2 separate regions of the Homo sapiens genome follow, and region 1 is linked to region 2. The links are chromatin contacts, found by Hi-C or POLR2A ChIA-PET in ENCODE. All regions are on one chromosome and are shown on one strand. The core of a region is the stretch at or near the end of the contact, and the rest is flanking DNA. Distances in the headings are between cores, read along the strand shown.

Evidence for each region. A loop is a pair of places that touch in the nucleus more often than their neighbours do. ChIA-PET counts read pairs that join two places held with the same protein, here RNA polymerase II (POLR2A). Pooled maps may share reads with other maps.
Region 1: a pooled map shows a loop between it and region 2 (2.2-fold over the local background). The contact joins the promoter of DGCR5 here to the promoter of ESS2 in region 2. A Hi-C loop is called at or near these places in 1 of 50 pooled maps. POLR2A ChIA-PET finds 5 or more read pairs at or near these places in 2 of 52 experiments (HEK293T and activated naive CD4-positive, alpha-beta T cell).

The regions. Positions count from the first base shown.
Region 1 is chr22:18,969,159-18,972,088 of GRCh38, reverse strand. DGCR5 (DiGeorge syndrome critical region gene 5) reads right to left here and starts at 1,621. Exons shown (of 6, transcript NR_110533.2): 1 at 1,431-1,621. RefSeq lists an enhancer at 1,709-2,540.
Region 2 is chr22:19,142,786-19,146,003 of GRCh38, reverse strand. It overlaps ESS2 (ess-2 spliceosome associated protein), which reads left to right and starts at 1,353. Exons shown (of 10, transcript NM_022719.3): 1 at 1,353-1,498; 2 at 3,110-3,218. The coding sequence starts at 1,364. RefSeq lists an enhancer at 1,778-2,284.

The DNA of each region.
Region 1 (2,930 bases), core at 372-2,871, 170 kb after region 2:
CTGCCTCAGCCCTGGTGGGTGCGGAGTGGCTGGGAGACCCTGCCCCTCACACCCTGGGCTGGGGGCATTCAATGAGCCCCCAACACACATTCCAGGGCCTCTGCTCCAGATTAGGCCACAGCCTGTCTAGGCACACAAGGGGCACCCACACCCTGGAGGCAAAGAGACATATGCCTATGTGCTCGCAGGCACACATGATCACGCGCACAGACACACGTGCAGATGCATACCAAGTTACACACACGCACACACGCCCGAGGCGGGGACCCCCAGGACACGGAGGCAGGCAGGCAGAGGTGGGGCCCAGGATGTCTTGCCCCTGTCTGTGGGCCTGGCCTCCCCACTCAACAGACGAGCATGTGGGTGCGGGAGTGGGTATTGTGAAAGGGGCCCCAGCATGTGCCACCCGTGGAGACCACAGCAGGCATGTCGCGTACATGCATGTGTGGCCGTGGGCGTGCAAGCGGGGGCGAGGACACAGATATGCACCCTCAGAGTCCGTGTGTGCACCCAGTGTTCGTGCATGTGTACACTGGGGTGGCGCTGGCACGCATGTGCACCAGAGGTGTGCAAGTGTGCAGTCCGTGTAGACATGTGCACGTGCAAGGAAACGTGTGTGCAGCCTGCGACACCATGGACATCAGCAGGGCAGCCTGGGTGGGCACCTGGGGAGCACCCTCCAGGCAGGGCATGCCCAACTCACATGGAGCCCACCCTCCCTTGCCCCCCACTGCGGGACCTCACACCCAGTGGGGCGGGGGAGTCTCACGAAGGCTGCCAGGGAGGGGATGCTGATTGCCCCACCACCCCTGATTCCCCCAGCCAAGCCTCTCAATGTCCCTCGGGCTGCGGATGTCTGGGCATTGCTGCCTCCTCTCACCGCCCGCCCTGGAGGCAGCGTTGGGACAACCTTGTCCCCCACGCCCTCTACTGCCGCCAACGCCCCCATTGATCCCCCTGAGGCCTGACCTCAGAAAAACGGGAGGTTCTGAGCCCAGTCCGCGAGGCGGGGGCGGAGGCGGCCCGATACCTCCACCTACTCTCGGTACCCGCGTTTCTGCAAAAAAACCCGCTCATTAACCCCTTCGTGGCCGCGGCGCCGAGGCCGGACCCCGTCCTTCCAGCCCGCGGCCCCCACCCCGGACCTGGCCCAGCCTCGGGGACCCCCGGGCCGCCACCCCCGGCCCCGCCATCGCCGTCAACTTACCCGGGAAGCGGCAACTTTTCCTGCTGCCTCCGGCTCCGCCCTCCCGGGGCCGGGGCGCCCTTGGCCCCAGCCTGGCGCGGCACTGCGGTGGCCCTCCCGGCCGCCCGGCTACGCTTCCCCAGCCTTGGAAGCCCTGGACGGGCCCTGCGGCTCCGAGGAGGGGCGAACCACCCCGCTCTGCGCCCCGCCGCCTGCTGGGCTCTGGCGCCGCGTGGACACTCACCTCCAGTGGACGCCCTCTTCATCATAGGGGTCAGGCGGAGCGGGTCGGGGACCGAAAGTCGCTTCGGGGCGGGCGCCAGTCTCCGGCCCAGCCCCGGGCCGGCATCCAGGCGCCGCCGCTCCGGCCCAGCCCCGGCCCGGCAGCGGGTCTAGGCTCCGCGCGCTCCGCTCCGCCCGGCTCGGGCGGGGCTCGGGCCGCGGGCGCGCAGGGCGCGGGAGGCGGCGGCGGGCGGGGCCCTCACCTGGGCGCAGGCGCCTGCCTGGGCGGGGGCTGGGGGGCGCGGGCCTGGGCGGGGGCTGGGGGGCGCGGGCCCAAGTTGGGGCGTGAGCGGCGCGGCTGGCCGGGGAGCGTAGGCCGGGCAGCAGGAGGTGCTCAGCCCACCCGGCCCTAGACAAAGCCGCGCATTCCTGAAGAGGCGGCGGCCCTGCAGGCGGCGGAGGGGATGGCGGCTGGGGCCATTGAGGCCTGGGGATGGCCTCTGCGCGACCCACTCGCTTCCTGGCCTCACGAAACCCATGAACCCCCCGCCCCCCCCCGCCCCCTGCACAGAAGCCCCTTGCTGGAGCACGATCGCCCCCATTTTTCAGTAAGAAACAGGCTCAAGGCTTAAGAGCGTTCTGGGGGCCCTCTTGGGCCTTTGTGGCCCTCTCTGCACCACCCCAGGGAGGGGACCCAGGCCTGATGTTACCCATAACCCTGCAGGGGTCCCCCACCTCTTCCTTCCTGCGGAATGTGGCCTCCAAACCCAGAAGACGCTCTCCGAGGCCGCCTGCTTAGTATCATCCCCCACTCTACTAAGCCAGCCCCCAGCGGGGCCGGGGGGGCGTCATGGAGCCAGAGAACCCAGTGACACCCCTACACACACCACACAGGGTGGGGGTGTTCCTTCTCCGTCTTCTGCTCGGGGGGCATCCGATGATGATGAGCTCCTAAGCCCATCCCGGGGTCTTCAGACAACTGCCAGGCTGTCCCTGCACCTGGAGGAGTGCTGGGAGTCAGCTCAGCTGGGCTGGGTCCTCCCCAGGCCCACCCTGCATGACAGGACCAGGGTCTTGCAGGCCAACCTGGTGTCAGTCTGTAGGACCCTGACTCAAGGACGGAGTGGGCCAGCCTGAGGTCTTGATGGCTCCCCTCAGAGCCCAGGTCCACTGATATGAAGCAGAGAGACCTGGTGACTGGGCAGCCCTGTGCTCTCTGCCTGCCCCTGGCCATGGAGGTGGCCCTGAGGGAGATGAGCAGGGCACAGGGCTGGTGACCTGCCTGCCTTGTCCAGAGGAAGTGAGGACCTCCCAGAGCCCTGGTGCTCCCATCTGATCCCAGTGGCAGGCAGCTTCCCAGGGTGGAGCCATGCTGGCCGGGCCCTCTGCCTGGTGTGGAGGCTGCACTGCCCACATGCCTCTGGCTGCCGCTCTGTGGCCCTCATCACCTTGGCCTGCTTTATCCCTATCACCCTTGTCCCAGCCTAGGCTTATGAGGGCATTGTGGAGTGCATGCCATTCC
Region 2 (3,218 bases), core at 104-2,603:
TGTCACCCAGGCTGTAGTGCAGTGGCACAATCTCTGCTCACTGCAGTTTCCACCTCCTGGGTTTGAGTGATTTTCCTGCCTCAGCCTCCCAAGTAGCTGGGACTACAGGCACCTACCACCACTTTGTATTTTTTTTTTTTTTTAGTAGAGTTGGGGTTTCACCATGTTGGCCAGGCTGGTCTCAATCTCCTGACTTCAAGTGATCCACCTGCCTGGGTCTCCCAAAGTGCTGAGGTTACAGGCGTGAGCCACCGTGCCTGGTCTTGAATGAGAATGATCCCTCTTCTGGGAAGCCCACTCTGGCATTTGGGGGCCCAATAATCTTTTTTTTTTTTTTGACAGAGTTTTGCTCTTGTTACCCAGGCTGGAGTGCAATGGTGCAATCTCAGCTCACTGCAACCTCCGCCTCCTGGGTTCAAGCAATTCTCCAGCCTCAGCCTTCCGAGTAGCTGGGATTACAGGCGTCCACCACCATGCCCAGCTAATTTTTTTGTGTGTTTTTAGTAGAGATGGGGTTTCATCTTGTTGGCCAGGCTGGTCTAGAACTCCTGACCTCAGGTGATCCGCCTGTCTTGGCCTCTCAAAGTTCTGGGATTACAGAATAATCTTTAGACATTTCTTAATCGAACCACTGTCTTGTTCTTTCACCTTTTGTTAGATAACTATAAAAAAAAAAAAAAGATTGTTTTGGCCGGGTGCGGTGGCTCACGCCTGTAATCCAGAGACCAGCCTGACCAACATAGAGAAACCCTGTCTCTACTAAAAATGCAAAATTAGCCGGGCGTGGTGGCCCATGCCTGTAATCCCAGCTACTCGGGAGGCTGAGGCAGGAGAATCCCTTGAACCCGGGAACTCCGGTGAGCCGAGATCATGCCATTGCACTCCAGCCTGGGCAACAAGACCGAAACTCCGTCTCAAAAAAAAAATTGTTTTAAGGCCCTTTTCTTGCATAAAGCTTGAAACTCCTATATAAGTAAATTTCCTGGTTTGTATTTTTGTAGAATAATCTCGAAGCATACATAGTTCTTATTTGTGGGAAATTAGAATTCTAAGGCCTTTGGACGCTGCAAAGCCAGAATTTCTCGCGTGAAGAACACGCCCTATAGCATCCTCCCCGCCACCTCCACAGCACCCCCTCGTGTTCACAGCATTGACAAGCATGAATAGCGCGGGGCAGGACAAGGACTACATTTCCAATAAAGTCTAGCATTTATAGTGACGTCAGAACGGAGCGCGGGCTGGCTTTCTAGAGCCACAGCTTTTCCATTGGCCAACTATTGGAGGCGCCTGCGCAAATGGTGCAGTCCCGCCCCCTCCACCCTGTGACGCGCCTGCTGGGCCCGAGCTTTTTCCTGGGATAGCGATGGAGACGCCGGGCGCATCAGCGTCGTCCTTGTTGCTTCCCGCCGCGTCCAGGCCCCCGAGGAAGCGCGAGGCGGGAGAGGCTGGGGCTGCGACGAGCAAGCAGCGGGTCCTGGACGAGGAAGAGTATATCGAGGTACGACCTCGGTGCGGACGCCGGCGACTTCTGGGCCCATCCTCTGCTTCAAGCTCCTCTCAGGTTCCCTCTCTCGGGTGTTGACACTCCGTCTCCTCGTGGAAGTGGAGGAGCCGGGTGTGGACGGTCCCACGAGTCAAGTAAACAGGGCAGAGGAAGACGTCTGTGGTGGAAGAGGCTGTAGTAGTGTTGTCAGGGAAAAGAGAGAGCGGCTCTCTTTGTATGGGACGGGGGTCAGGGAAAGAAGATTTTCTGTTAAAGTGTGAGTAGGAGTTTGACAAACTGGAAGGATGGTGGCAAAGAGGGCTTTCTAAAGAGCGGTGGCAGCAAGTGTGAATGCTGGGGTTCCTGGAAAGAGACCGCAGTTGTGACAGCATCTCGAGTGAGTGGACCTGCGTCGCCCCACCACACGCACACAGAAGGAGGAGCTGAAACGGGGATTGGCGGAAGTCAGTTTGGTTTTAGACCTGTTTAATTCGGGACACCTTTTGGGATATGTAGATGGATGGCTTTAACGGACGGTTGGGTGCCCAGATATGCAGCTCGGGAGCAAGGTCTGGCTGGAGGTGCAGACTTGGGAATCTCAACTTGTGGTAGTGACTGGCTGAAGTTACTCAGGAAAAAGGTTTATTTTTATTTTATTTTTTGAGACGGAGTCTCGCTCGTCGTCCAGGCTGGAGTGCAGTGGCGCGATCTCGGCTTACTGTAACCAACCTCTGCCTCCTGGGTTCAAGCCATTCTCCTGCCTCAGCCTGCCGAGTAGCTGTGACTACAGGTGCCCGCCACCACGCCCGGCTAATTTTTGTATTTTTAGTAGTGGTGGGGTTTCACCATGTTGGCCAGGCTGGTCTCGAACTCCTGACCTCAGGTGATCCGCCCGCCTTGGCCTCTCAAAGTGCTGGGATTACAGGCGTGAGCTACCATGCCCCGCCAGGAGAAAGGTTTAGATTGGAAATAGAAAGTCATGTGTGGAATGAAAGTGACAACACCCACATTGGTCTGGCTTGTGGGGAGCCAGCAATGGAGAATGAGAATGACCAGTTAGCAAGGGCGAGAGAGAAGGGTTTCACGGACTTCAGAAGAGTGTTTAGTAATGTTAGAGGTTGCAGCATGGCTACCATATGGGATGCTCAACCCCACTAGAAAGTGCCCTCAAGCTCCCTCAATCCAGCCCCAGTCATTGGGGAAGTAGAATTTGAAGGAGGTTCAGCAAGTTCCTTAGCATGTACAGCAGTGGACCTGTGAGGCAGGAGCACCCAGACTGCAGCTCCGACTTTCTTTTTTCTTTTTTTTTTTTTTTTTTGAGACGGTCTCGCTCTGTCGCCCAGGCTGGAGTGCAGGGGTGTGATCTTGGCTCACTGCAACCTCCGCCTCCCGAGTTTAAGCGATTCTTCTGCTTCAGCCTCCCACGTAGCTGGAATTACAGGTGCCTGCCACCACGCCCGGCTAATTTTTGTATTTCTAGTAGAGACTGGGTTTCACCATGTTGGCCAGGCTGGTCTTGAACTTCTGACCTCATGATCCACCTCCCTTGGCCTCCCAAAGTGTTGGGATTACAGGTGTGAGCCACCGCGCCTGGCCTCTGACTTTCATTCTGATCTCTCCTTGCAGGGCCTCCAGACGGTCATCCAAAGGGATTTCTTTCCTGATGTGGAGAAGCTCCAGGCACAGAAGGAGTACCTGGAAGCCGAGGAGAATGGAGACTTGGAACGGATGCGCC